Linked DNA regions of Homo sapiens: region 1 is linked to region 2. A link is a contact called in ENCODE Hi-C or POLR2A ChIA-PET data. All regions are on one chromosome and are shown on one strand. Each heading gives the region's core, a stretch centred on a gene start or an enhancer-like site at or near the end of the contact. The rest is flanking DNA. Distances are from core to core; before and after follow the strand shown. Region 1 has its middle 16 kb from the start of TMEM181. Region 2 overlaps TULP4 (TUB like protein 4).

Region 1 (6,805 bases), core at 454-2,953, 64 kb before region 2:
CCTCGAGTTCCCAGGCTCAGATAACCCTCCCACCTCAGCTTCCTAAGTAGCTGGGACTACAGGCACATGCCACCACGGCCAGCTAATTCCTGTGTTTTTTGTAGAGATGAAGCGTCGCCATGTTGGCCAGGCTGGTCTTGAACTCCTGATCTCAAGTGATCTGCCCACCTCAGCCTCCCAAAGTGCTGGGATTACAGGCGTGTGCCACTGCGCCCAGCTGGCATCAGTATTCTTTATTTGTTTGTTTGTTTTTGTTTTTGAGATGGAGTCTCGCTGTGTCGCCCAGGCTGGAGTGCAGTGGTGCAATCTCGGCTCACTGCAACCTCCACCTCCCGGGTTCAAATGATTCTCCGGCCTCAGCCTCACAAGCAGCTGGGACTACAGGCGCCCACCACCACGCCCTGCTAATTTTTGTATTTTTAGTAGAGATGGGGTTTCACACCATATTGGCCAGGCTGGTCTCGAACTCCTGACCCTTGTGATCCGCCCACCTGGGCCTCCCAAAGTGCTGGGATTACAGGTGTGCGCCATCGCGCCTGGCTGGCATCAGTATTTTTAAAGCTCCCTAAGGGATTCTAGTGTACAGTAAATTTGATAACCCACAGTTCAGGGCATTGGCAAGAGAGATCTAGAAGATGAACCCATGGAATCCATGCCACATCAGCTCCTTCCTGGGGTTCAGTTTCAGCTCCAACTCCTTCCTGGGGTTCAGTTTCAGCTCCAGCTCCTTCCTGGGGTTCAGTTCTATTTTTGCCCTTTGGTCTGTGAATGATCCCTGTATTCTCGTCATGTGTACCCTTTTTGGCTGAAACTAATACTTGCAACCAATGGTCTTAAATGCTGTAGTGCCATATCTTTATAAAGTGCCTATCAATGCCTCTAGCTGTCCCTGACATAGCTGCCAATGATGAGAACTACAGCAAAGTTCTAATATGTTCTCATTCCTACTGCAGCCTGAGGGGAGGGTATTTGGTTTTGCATTTCCGCTTGCAGAAGCTGAGGACAGTCTCCACTGGAAGAACACGGGTTCTGGAGCTCCCAGCTTGTCACCACGAGGCAGGAGCATGCTTGACCTTTCCAGATGGAATAGGAAGTAATCTCTGTCAGCCTGAATCCTAAACTGGGGGCTCTGTTCACCGAAGAGCATGGGTTTATACATCAGAAACACTGCCCCGGTCATGCCAGATAGATAAGCCAGGGAAACTGGTCATTATCTTCACTTACGAGCAAAACTCCGTCTTTAAGTCCTCACAAGACTTGAAGGCTGAAAGTCAACAGTAAACAACCAAGATTACTTTGCTGGATGTACTCCACCATGAACAAACACAGCGCAGAGGGCACTTTCCTAGCCATGGGGGTGTATTAAAAAGAATGGGAAGCCAGAGCTCCAGTTATTCAGGAGGCTGAGGTGGGAGAATCAGAATCACTTGAGCCCAGAAGTTCGAGACTGTAGTGCACCATGACTGCACTATGAGGAGCCACTGCACTCCAACCTGGGCAACGTAGTGAGACCCCATCTCTAAAAAACAAGACAACCACCACCAAAAAAAAAAAAACTAAAAAAGAATGGAAAGAGTGCAGCCATGCCCCCTTACAGCATGTTTCCAAGTTCTGTCCGGTTCCTTCATGCCCCAGAAGGCAGAGAAGGCAGGACAACGCCCACCCGCCACGTGCCCCTGCATCCCACAGCAGCTGGAAAAGCGGGCGGCGTTGCTCATGACGAGCCTGCCTCACGCCTTCAGAGCTCTGCTCCCAGAGGCAGGCGATCAGCCCTTCGCTCAAGCTGCTTCCTATGTAGCAAAACAAGCGCTGCTCCAGCGAGATCCGTCACTTGCCACGACTTTCCAAGTCAGGACAAGGCCAGGGGAGGCCAGTCCCAGGCACGTGATGATTCTGTGCCGTTGTGGGTCCCAGGGTCGCAAATAAATCCTCTGCTAGGGCCTTGAACATGCAGAACAATGGGGCTTTGTCCTGATTTCCTAAGTGTGGCCTAAACCTCACAACTCCAGTAAACATGGGGTAAGGAAGAAAGCGGGGTGTAGCGGGAACGCTGGTGCAGAAACGTTCGGAGTAGGCATAGCAGTGCCCTGCAGCCCACGGCTGAGCAAGCCGCAGGGGAACGGGGCCTGGAGAGCTGCCTGGCCCCTGAGCGGTGGGCAGCATCCTCTCCCTGTGCGGCTCTAAGGTGCCAGCTTCCTAAACCGTCACCCCGGGGCGTTTTCCTTTTAGGGTAGTCTTGCCAGGGCATTTTCACGTTGAAATGCATGCTATTTCTTATAAATTACTTTTCTTTCATTGCTTGTTCAGAAGACATTTAGGGTAATTTAATTTTTTTAAGTTATGGAAGCATGTATGACGTTCTCAAGGAATTTCATTTCGGGATAGGAAAAGAGGGACTACAACATAGTCCCTGTTATAAAAAGAGCAGGAGGGAGTTCTCCTCTGAGAAGCACAGCCCTGAGGCGTGGGCAGGCCTTACAGGGAGCTGTCCATTGAGCAGGGGAGGGGGTGATGAAGACTGAGCCAAGAAGAGCAAGAGAACCAGCCAGCCGGAAGGAAGGCGGGAAGACCAAGACCCCAGAGCGCAAGAGCTCAGGGGTTTGCCCCGAGGCTCATGGAAGGGAATGCCACTGAGGCTGAAGAAATTGGGGAAATGAGCGCCCCGTCCCTTTCTGCACTGTTCAGCTAGCTTTCAGCCGCCTTCTGCCCGCTACGTGACCGTGATACCCCAGCACACACACACTACCCCAGCAGACGGCTCATCTGTCTTGAGTCTCCAACCCTGCCTCACCCAGCCTGGCTTAACCTGGAGTGGCTCCTTGTGTCCTGATCCACCTTTAGGTTGACCAACCATCCTGATTTTTCTGGGACGGAGGGGTTTCCTGGAACACTAGACTTTCAAGCCAGGATGCGCTGAGCACCATATCTCTGACCCAACAGCTCCTGAGCTAGGCCAGAGCCTGTTTCCTCTGCCTTCATTGCATACTCTCCCTCACCCCAACACACACACACACACACACACACACACACACACACTCTCTCCAATTTGCACCTGAGAAACCTCAGGCAACTCAGGTGACACAGTGAAGGTTTCAGACACCTCTGCCGGGGAGACGGAGCCACCCTGATCCAGACACAGCTGCACTATCAGTCTGCTATCTCCGTTTTAGAGCCAGGAGGGATCTGAGATCATCCTATAAGATGTGCAGACCCGATTTCCAATAAGCACAGCGGCCGATCTAAGCCAGGACCTGCCTAGTCCTCCTGACTCTTGTTCATCAAGCATTCGGCTGCTACGCTTAGAAAATATTGGCAGAGAGGAGCCAAAATCCATAGCCCTGTATCAACACATGAGCTGTTCTTTTCAAGGAAAGCCTGTTATGGTGTGGCTTGTGTCCCCAAAAAGATGCTGAAGTCCTAACCCCCAGTGCCTGTGAACGTGGCCTTATTTGGTGATAAGGCCTTGGCAGACGAGCAAGCTAAAATGAGGTCATTAAGGCGGGCCCTAAATCCAGTGTGACTGATGTCCTTATAAAAAGGGGAGATTTGGACACAAACACACATAGAAGGAAGACGATGTGAAGACACAGGGAGATGATAGACATCTACAAGCCAAGCCTGAAGCTACCAGAAGCCGGAGAAAAGGCCTGGGACAGAATGTCCCTCAGGAGGAGACAACTCTGCCAACACCTGGATTTCGGACTTCTGGCCTTAGAACCAGGAGACGATACATCCCTGTTGCTTGAGCCCTGCAGGCTGTGGTGTTTTCTTACCGCAGCCCTAGAAGGCGGCTCCAGAGCCCCAGCTTCCATATCTGGGGAACGAGGTCCACTTCAAGCTTCAGGTGTTCCACCAGACTTGAGGCCTGTCCTCCTCTGGCAAAGGATGGTCTTTCAGTTGCCAGAACTGCGTCATCCTTCCAGCCGGATGATGACCAGGAAGAACAGATGGGATGCTTATACCTGCTCTGCTATCCAGGAAATTATATCTTTATTTTTTCCTCTCAATTCAGAGCGAGACGTGGCTTAAATAAACATACTCTGAGGCCAGGCGAGGTGGCTCACACCTGTAATCCCAGCACTTTGGGAGGCTGAGGCAAGCAGACCACGAGGTCAGGAGATCGAAACTATCCTGGCTAACACGGTAAAACCTCATCTCTACTAAAAATACAAAAAATTAGCCAGGCGTGGTGGCACGCACCTGTAGTCCCAGCTACTCGGGAGGCTGAAGCAGGAGAATCATTTGAACCTGGGAGGTGGAGGTTGCAGTGAGCTGAGATCACGCCACTGCACTCCAGCCTGGGTGACTGAGCAAAACTCTGTCTCAAAAAAAAAAAAAAAAAAAAAAAAACCACTCTGGAGGCCGAGGCAGGCAGATTCCGAGGTCAGCAGTTCGAGACCAGCCTGGGCAACATGGTGAAACCCCTTCTCTACTAAAAATACAAAAATTAGCCAGGTGTGGTGGTCCACGCATGTAGTCCCAGCTACTCAGGAGGCTGAGGCACAAGAATTGCTTGAACCCAGGAGGTGTAGGTTGTAGTGAGCCGAGGTCACGTCACTGCATTCTAGCCTGGGCAACAGAGCAAGACTCTGCCTCAAAAACAAACAACAAAAAGAAACCCACACTCTGCTGTATGGGCAATAGCTCCGCTTACCCCAAGGTACACAAAGAAATAATTAAGCCTAGGTAAACACCAGGAAGAGCTCTGGTAAGTGCATACGATACAGACTTGGGTTTGAATTCTGGTTCTAAAGTGCAACCTCGAACAAGTTACTTGGTCTTGCTAGACTTCATTTTCCTCTGAGGGTTGTCGGGAAGATTATATAAGATGATGCATGTAAACACTTGGTCCAGTACTCAGTACATAGTAAGGACTCAATAACGGAGTAACAACTTTAGTATCTGACAAAATATAATTCAAGAGATGTCCATTATAGACATAAAAATGCCCAATACTATACGTGAGATTCAGAATATGTTAGCCTCTGGCTGTGTGATTAAAAGAATATCTAGGCCGGGTGCAGTGGCTCACACTTGTAATCCCTGCAATTTGGGAGGCCAAGGTGGGCGGATCGCTTGAGGTCAGGGGTTCGAGACCAGCCTGGGCATCATGATGAAGCCCCATCTCTACTAAAAAAAACAAAAATTAGCCACGCATAGTGGCGCATGCCTGTAATCTCAGCTACTTGGGAGGCTGAGCCAGGAGAATCGCTTGAACCCGGGAGGTGGAGGTTGCAATGAGCTGAGATCAGGCCACTGCACTCCAGCCTTTAGTAACAGAGCAAGACTCCATCTCAAAAAAAAAAAAAAAAAAAAAAAAGATAAAATCCCAGTCTCATCAGGGACACTCACTGTCTCCTCCCACCAAAAAAAGAAACAAAAGACAGAGTTGTCAGTCAATAGTTACACTGAGGTGTACCCAATAACTTGAAAACAAGGAGAAAAGATGAGGCCCTCTGATATGCTTACATCAAAATCAGTACAGATGCGTCAGGAAATAACGTTGGCCTTAAATAAAAAACATGGCTCCCAGACCTTTAAACCTGAATGTAACCTGATCAAAGGTGTCAAAGCAGAAAGGACGGTTGGCCAGCATGGAGGCGTGGAAACGGAACATGAGCCAAGGTGAGCTGACAGCAGTCACTGAGCTTTGTGTGGGGAGAGGGAGACGTGGCGCCTGGCTGCCAATACTGCCACCCATTGGAAAATCCATCAGAGGAGGAGATGGGTGCCCCAGGGTGTCTCCACCTGCTGCTCTAAGATAATTCTTTTGTTTTTTGTTTTTTGTTTTTTTGTTTTTTGAGATGGAGTCTCGCTCTTGTCGCCCAGGCTGGAGTGCAATGGCATGATCTCAACTCACTGCAACCCCTGCCTCCCTGGTTCAAGCGATTCTCCTGCCTCAGCCTCCTGAGTAACTGGGATTACAGGCGCCCGCCATCACGCCCTGCTAATTTTTGTTTTTTTTAGTAGAGATGGAGTTTCGCCACGTTGGCCAGGCTGGTCTCGAACTCCTGACCTCAAGTGATCCGCCCCCATCAGCCTCCCAAAGTGCTAGGATTACAGGCATGAGCCACCACACCCGGCCTGCTCCAAGATATTTCACTCACCCCTCATGGCTCTCCATCCTGGCAGAGATCCAGCCCAGGTCAATTACATTAGAATCCTCAAGGATGGGACCTGGGCATCTTTGTTTTTAAAAGCTCCCTCACATCCTTGAGCTCAGAAGTTCAAAACCAGCCTGGGCAACATAGTGAGACCTCGTCTCTACGAAAAAATTCAAATGAACAAAAATATTAGTTGGGTATGGTGGTGCATGCCTGTAGTACCAGCTACCTGGGAGGCTGCGGGAGAGGAGTCGAGGAGGTCAAGGCTGCAGTGAGCCATGACCACACCACTGCACTCCAGCCTTGGTGACAGGGGTGAGACTCTCTCTCTCAAAAAAAAGAAACAGCTCCTTCAGATGATTCTGATGTGCAGCCAGCACTGCGAATCCTGATCTTACCAATTCCCCCAGGGTTCAAGCGATTCTCATGCCTCAGCCTCCGAAGTAACTGGGATCACAGGCATGCACCACCACGCCCAGCTAAGTTTTGTATTTTTTGTAGAGATGGGCTTTCACTACGTTGCTCAGGCTGGTCTCCAATTCCTGGGCTCAAGTGATCTGCCTGCCTTGGCCTCCCAAAGTGCTGGGATTACAGGCACGAGCCACCGCGCTCTGCTACCTTTGTCCATTCTACTATTTTTTAGTATCTGGCTACTTTCCAGTTTAGGAGTATTACAACCTGTGCTGTTAGGAACACTTTTT
Region 2 (7,331 bases), core at 1,402-3,901:
TGGTGCACGTGCGTGGTGAGAGATCTCTTTCTCCTTCTTTTCTTTAAGGCCAGTAACTAAATCAGATCAGGATCCACCTATATGAACTCCTTTTACCTTAATCTCCCCTAAATGTCCTACCTTCACACTAGGGGTCTGGACTTCAATATATGAATTTTAGGGCAACACAAGTCAGTCTATAGCAAGCTCTGGCTAAAGATTCCTTTAGAAAATGTGTGGGCCAGGTGCAATAGCATGTCTGTAAATCCCAGCACTTTGGCGACCGAGGCAGGAGGATTTCTTGAGATCAGAAGTTTAAGACCAGCCTGGGAAACACGGTGAGACCCTGTCTCTACAAAAAAAAAAAGTGCACTATGATCATACCACTGCACTCCAGTCTGGGTGACAGAGTAAGACCCTGCCTCCTTTTAAAAAACAATGGGTGGGGGTGGTGGAGGGAAGCAGCTGGGCATGGTGGCTCACACCTATGATCCCAGCACTATGGGAGGCCAGTGCTGGAGGATCTTGAATCCAGGAGGTGAGACCAGCCTGGGCAACACATGGAGCCCCCACCTCCACAAAAATAAAAAAAAAATTAAAAAATTAGCCAGGTGTGGTGGTGCACACCTGCGATCCTAGCTACTTGGAGGCTGAAGTGGGAGGGTTGCTTGAGCCTAGGAGTTCAAGGCTGCAATGAGCCATGATTGTACTACTGCACTCCAGCCTGGGAGACACCGTGAGACCCTGTCTGAAAAAAAAAAAAACTACTGGGACTCATGGTATCTGGTATAAAAATACACACTGGTGATTTTGAGGAACATATCTGCCAAGTCACTTGACAGTGGATCACAAACTTTAGTGCATAAAAACCACCTGGGAAACCCATTAAGTCGCATGTTTGTAGGCCCCACCCCAGCCCTAATGAATCGTAATCTAAGGGTAAGCCTAGGAACGTGTATTTAAATAAGCATCCCAGGTGATTTGCATGGGGGTGGTGGTGCATGGAACACATTTTGAGAAACAATGATATGGCGGCCTCAATGAGTTAATCAGCTTTTAATGATAAGAAATTTGGGGACAGGCATGGTGGTTCCTAGCACTTTGGGAGGCCAAGGCGGAGGACTACTGGAACCCAGGAGTTTATCAGCCTGGGCAACATGGTAAAACCCTGTCTCTACAAAAAATACAAAAATTAGCAAGTGTGGTGCACACCTGTAGCCCCAGCTGCCCAGGAGGCTGAGGTGGGAGGATCGCTTGAACCTGGGAGGTCAAGGCTGTAGTGAGCTGTAATGGCACCACTGCACTGCAGCCTGGGCATCAGAGCAAGACCCTGTCCCTCCATCCCCCCAATAAAAAGAAAAAAGAAATTCCTGTTTTCTCAATGTCAGGGACTCTTTTCCACCTCTGAAATAGTTTATATATGCCATTCAGGTGCAATTAGTTATATTGTGCCTTGTGACATATCCTCTATTTTTGTCATCAGGTATTTAAATCTTGACTTTTTAATTAAACTTTTCAAGTGCTTACATTGTCTTATCACCCAAAAGGGTTTAGAAACTCCTTAAAAGCAGAGATGACCTGGTATTACTTAATAATAGCAGGAGACTCAAGTACCCCACACAAGGTAGGCACTGACTAAATATCTGTCAATGTGCTTTGTTTTATAGCTTTTAATTCTTTTAATTATAAAAATACAACATCTTATTCCCTGAAAGGATTGTGCGCAAATGAGTGGGTCTGTGTTTGATACGAGCTGATAAACATGAACCGGAAGGAAGAGCAGGCATTTGGCGTAGTCGGGTCAGATTCAAGCAAGCCCAGTCCTTGGGTACTCCACAGCACAGCCTCCGGTCCGTCTTCTTCAGTGAAGAATTTATGCACACATGAGGAAATAAGCTCTTCACCTAAGTTATCGCCAACATTTAATCTCAATACAGATTTTATAAAATTGTACCCAGGGGAGTAACCTTAGAGGTACTGACATCAGTGAGAACATCTGCTGCAAACCTGGGCTCAGGGCCTGTCCCACGGCCCCCACCCCAGTCATCTCTAACCATTGGTGGCCCTTCTCCTTTTCCCTGAAACCATGTTTCCCTCCCACGTGAACATGCGCTTCTCTCTCTCCTGCTTTTCCCACTGTGCCTTCCTTCCTCCTGAATCTGTCCTCTCCCTCCTTTCAGTCTGCCTCCCTACCAGCCCCAATTCTGCTAGTTGCTTTCTTTGTTCCTGGTACTAGCTTGTCACGAGTCAAAAGACAGAAAAAACGGACTAATATCTAATATTGACAAGTGGTATTGCTGTTTTGCAGGGGTAGTAGAGTGTCACTGCCGATGCTGAACAAATGAAGGCTGGCAGGCAGAGGTGGGGCACCTGTGTACAGCGCTGAGTACAAGTTGAGAGTGAGCAAGCCCACCACACTGTGACTTGGGGTGACTGGTCAGGCCACAGGTCATGCTAGCTCCAGGTCGTAATGAGAGGCAGGGACCAGACTAATGGGCAGGAGAGTAAACTGGAGCGAGGAAGTGGCGAGAGGAAGCATGAACTAATGAAAACAAATCCAAATCCACTGAGGGCACAAAGATGACTCAGTTCTCTCCCCCCAGGCCCACAGGATTCAGCGGGGCAGCGTCTGGAGCACAATGACTAAGCGTGCTGTTCGTTCTGCCATAGGTGATGGGCAAAGTTTCAGAGGGAGGTGGCAGACTGAGCTGGCAGTGACTGATGGGTGCACGGACACTAGCCTAGTACCAAGTGGCACAAAAAAAGAACAAAGTCCCTTCCCTCTGAAGCTTACAATCTAGGATCCCAGAGAGATGTGCAGGGAGCATCTTGAATACATTAACTGAGCAATGAAAATCACTGCAGGGAAAGGTTTTTAGAAGAAAAGGGTGACTCATACCAACATCTTTATGGATGAGCAAAACATTGTCATTAGCAATCAGGTAAAAAGCAGTTAACAGTAGACTAGGGAGGGGTAGGAGGCTGAAGGTTTGATTTCAATTTTATCATCCACTCTGGGAGGGTAGGGACTGTATCTTGTTATTATTTTCAAGTTGTCTCAATATTACATGAAGGCACTCGATGAATACTCGGTAACTGTGAAGAGGAAACCCTCACTCCCAGGAGGACTGCGCCAACTTCCCCTTGCCTGGTTCATCTATCCACCGCCCAGCTATCCACTGCCCATGGAATATGATTAAAAACCTGTCAAAAAGTACATTTAGAGAACTGTTCATTTCAATGGGATTCTGGAAATGTCGTAGCTTCAAGGATGTTCCACACTAGCCCCCACAGGCTCACGTTTCATTAGCAGACATTCTCTTTGCATGGGGTGTAAGGCGTTAACAGCCCATGACCACAGGAGAACAAGGTCCCAGTCCCTCGGGTGAGGGGCCCACCTGGTTTGCTATCTGTCCGCGGGTCCATGATGACGAACTCTGGCCGCAGCTTGCTGATGCGCCGCCCTTTGAGGATGGGCACAAGCCCGCCCAGGTACTCCAGGTAGAGCGTGTAGCACGGGCCGCCCACCTCCGGGTCGTCCTCTGTGCGCTTCATGGTGCAGTGCAGCCGCTCGTTGCCGGCTGATGGGTAGCTGACAAAGTCTCTCATGTTGTTCGGATCTGGAATTGGGGGCTGGAGGATACAGGAAGAAAATGAAGAGCTGGGACTCCAGAGAGGCAGAGAGAGAGGGAAAGAGAGTGGGCACGGGGGCAGGTCAACTAAAAACGCTACTGTTCCAGACAGAGCACAGGCTGGGGGCCTGGGGAAGAGGGTAACTATGTGGTGTAGAACAGTGGTTTGCAATGGTAGGAGCATGTGAGAATCTCCTGCAAGCTTTCGAAGCATATCTAAACCAGGATCCCACATCAGACAATGAAATCAGGATCCACAGGGGCAGCCTTGGGCACCTGTATTTTCCAATGCTATATAATACACCGGTGTTGAGATCTGCTCGTGTAGAATCAATAGTGTAAGGCAACTTAGGAAAAAAAAACAACCCAACAGATTCTAAAACTTTGATGTTTCAGGAAAAAAGTAACCAACAAATGGGTCTGCTACTCAGAAGAAGAGAGACAGAATATAAAAGAGAACCACTTGGGAAAACCCAAGGTTAGGGGGACCCACACTTGAACAGCAACTGGCAGATGCATTCTACATGCTACCTTCTAGAGTTCCCACTGGTATAAAAGGTGGCTGACGCTGAGTGCTGGCTGGAGTGGCCCTCCTCAGCAGTGCTGAGAGCAGGCCCTAGAACTGGGGTGGGTCTAATCCTGACTGTCCCCCTAACCAGCTAGGGAGCAAGTTACTTAACTTCTCCTAACTTGTTTCCTGCTTCCTTAAATGCGAATAATGGCATCTGTCAGGAAGTCAGGACTGAACAAGACAGATTTCTAAAAATTAACTGGTGCAATGCTTAGTATATAGGAAATGCTGAATAATGGTCACTCCTTTGATCATCAGAGGGACACAGAAGTCCAGGAATACCAGCTTTGCCATGAGAAAGATAACAGCCACCACACAGGGCAAATCTCTCATGGACATGGACCATGATGCTTCGACAGACTGCAGACCTGGCAGCACATGACAGGATCCTGCACAGCTGCACATGGCCCCATGTGCTCACTCTGGTACCCTCACCTGTCTCTGCCCTGGCTCTGTGGGGAGCCAGCACAGGTGAGGGAGGAGGAAGAGGGAGGGGTGGAGGGCTTTACCTTGATGGTGGGGATGAAGGCAGTGGAGAGGTAGGAGCAGAGGCGGGGGGGCAGAGTCAGCTTGCTGACGTCCTTGTCCTCACGCAAGGTGCTGGCGATGGCCTGCTGGCACAGCAGCTGCAGGCTGGACACCCGGTGCTCCACACGCACCACGTACAGGGCTGGTCCTGATGCCATCAACAGCCTCGAATCCCGGTGACCCCAGCAGATGGAGATGATGGGGCGCTGGCAGGAAGTGAAGGGAAGACAATGCTTAAGCTTTTGCTCTTGTGGGAAGCAAAAAGGGATAATGCACACTTGTCTCGAGCAAAATAAAATAAGCTGTTTTGAGAATACTGGTTTTAAAAGCACAGTAGAGAATGTTAGACACTATATTACGAAAATTCAGTATGTTTATTGAAAATTGGCTAGAGGGCTGGGCATGGTGGCATAAGGCTGTCATCTCAGCATTTTAGAAGGCCAAGGTGGGAAGATTGCATGAGGCCAGGCTGAAAGACCAGCCTGGGCAATACAGCGAGATTCTCATCTTAAAAATAAAACAAAATAAAATAAAAGTAATTAGGTCCCCAGGCCAGAGCATTAAAGCATTGGAATAATTTTATAAAGTTTGTTTACCTGTATTATATTTCATTTAATTTGGGGTCATGAAACCCAACTGAGCTCTGGGTAGTAAGGTTTCTACTAGTAGGGGCAATCACCTTGTGGTGCAGTAACTCACATTCCTTACTGAAGGGCTGTTTTTCTAGATTCCCAAATTACCCAAGGGTGGTTCCCATGGCTTGGGGAGGTGGTGATGAGGTAGACCAGATGGCCCTTCCCTTCCGTCCAGAGTCAGATCAACAATGGACTTGGTCTTACCAGCTGTGTGACCTGGGGACTATCCATAACCCCTAGAAGCCTCCCCCTTTTCTCATGAGTGGGGACCCTGTGAGGATTACAGGAGGTGATGGAGTCACAGCCCTTCTGGGGCCATCACAGTATATAACCCACAGTCACTGCATTTTCAGCCTCCCTTGGCACTGACGGTGCAGGGAAAGAAAGCTCCCTGGAAAGGCGATTGAGGAGAACACGGTTCCTGTGGTAGCCTCGCTAGGGTCATGGCCATCATTATCTTTGAGAATGCAGGCCAAAATGCAAATATGCAAGTTAGAAAATTCTTATAATAAAAAAAAATCCAAAGCTCAGGGGTGCCATCTAGCCAAGGGAGAAAGAAAGGTGAAGGGTCGTGACGGAGAAGCAGCAAGAGATTTGTTCATTCCGATCCAGACAGATGGAGCGCTGATGATCATTCATCTTCCCTTTCTACCACAGGAGGCCAGGCAGTTGCAGGGTGGGGTGATGGCCACAGTCCCCAGGGGAGGGCCGTGTTTGTTGGCCAAGGAGTCTGGAAAACTCAAGTCTAGGGGCTTCTGGGACACTTCCAGGACATGTCTCCATATGAGATGATTCCACACAGGGGGCAGGCCCCACACAAAGGGACCTATTAACTTACAGAAATACATAATCACTGCTGAAGACAGGGCAAACCAACACACAGAAAATGCACAGAAAAATTACTCTGGTATCGTCAACCCCCAAAAGTACAGGTTAGGACAGAGGCTCTATTAGTAACAAAATCATGCTTGATCTTAAAGATACGCTGCTGTCCCTTTACCTCTGAGCCCCCTAAGACAATATTCATAACTTAGAGCTCAAGTCCCCCAAAAAATGGTTTTATTTTTGTTTCTAACTTTTATGTTCAGGGGTACACAAGCAGGTTATATAGGTAAACTGTGTCACAGGGATTTGGTGTACAGGTAATTTTGTCACCTGGATAATAAGCATAGTACCCGACAGGCATTTTTTCTGATCTTCTCCCTCCTCCCTCCTCCCACTCTCCACCCTCAAGTTGTTCCCCTTCCTGTATCCATGTGTTCTTGTTATTCAGGTCCGGCTTAGAAGTGAGAATATATGGTATTTGGTTTTTTTGTTCCTACGTTAGTTTGCTAAGGATAGTGGCCTCCAACTCTATCCATGTTCCTGTAAAGGACATGATCTTGTTCTTTTTTATGGCTGCATAGTATTCCATGGTGTTTATGTATCACATTTTCTTTATCCAGTCTACTGCTGATGGGCATTTAGGTTGATTCCATATCTTTGCTATTGTGAATAGTGCTGCAATGAACATATGCATGCATGGGTCTTTATGATAGAACAAATATTCCTTTGGGTATATACCCAGTAATGGGATTGCTGGGTCGAACGTTAGTTCTCAATTCTTTGAGGAATTGCCACACTGTTTTCTACAATGGCCGAACTAATTTACACTCCCACTAGCAGTGTAGAAGCGTTTCCTTTTCTCTGCAACCATGCCGACATCTATTATTCTTTGATTTTTTAATAATGGCCATTCTGACTGGTGTGAGATAGTATCTCACTGTGGTTTTGATTTGCATTTCTCTAATGGTTCATGATGTTGAGCATTTTTCATATGCTTGTTGGCTGCATGTATGTCTTCTTTTGAAAAGTATTTGTTCATGTCCTTTGCCCACTTTTTAATGAGGTTGTTTGGAAAAACAGTTTTCAATGAGCACAACCTGACTGGCTGCAGAAACATCAGACACTTCTTCCCTCTAATTTCCCATTCCTCTTTAGTCCAGC

What was found. A loop is a pair of places that touch in the nucleus more often than their neighbours do. ChIA-PET counts read pairs that join two places held with the same protein, here RNA polymerase II (POLR2A). Pooled maps may share reads with other maps.
Region 1: a map of endothelial cell of hepatic sinusoid shows a loop between it and region 2 (5-fold over the local background). The contact joins two enhancer-like sites. A Hi-C loop is called at or near these places in 2 of 168 maps with a recorded cell type or tissue (B cell and endothelial cell of hepatic sinusoid) and 1 of 50 pooled maps. POLR2A ChIA-PET finds 5 or more read pairs at or near these places in 2 of 52 experiments (H1 and activated CD4-positive, alpha-beta T cell).

The regions. Positions count from the first base shown.
Region 1 is chr6:158,540,414-158,547,218 of GRCh38, reverse strand. It overlaps a transcript of TMEM181 not described here. Among named protein-coding and RNA genes, the nearest start is that of TMEM181, 16 kb to the left of the region's middle. RefSeq lists an enhancer at 3,368-3,662. Within about 2 kb of position 1,703, at least 3 of the 41 ENCODE cell types and tissues checked have a DNase peak (open chromatin) inside an H3K27ac peak, as active enhancers do.
Region 2 is chr6:158,477,336-158,484,666 of GRCh38, reverse strand. It overlaps TULP4 (TUB like protein 4), which reads right to left. Exons shown (of 14, transcript NM_020245.5): 7 at 4,692-4,916; 8 at 3,378-3,612. Among named protein-coding and RNA genes, the nearest start is that of TMEM181, 79 kb to the left of the region's middle. RefSeq lists an enhancer at 4,815-5,316. Within about 2 kb of position 2,651, at least 4 of the 41 ENCODE cell types and tissues checked have a DNase peak (open chromatin) inside an H3K27ac peak, as active enhancers do.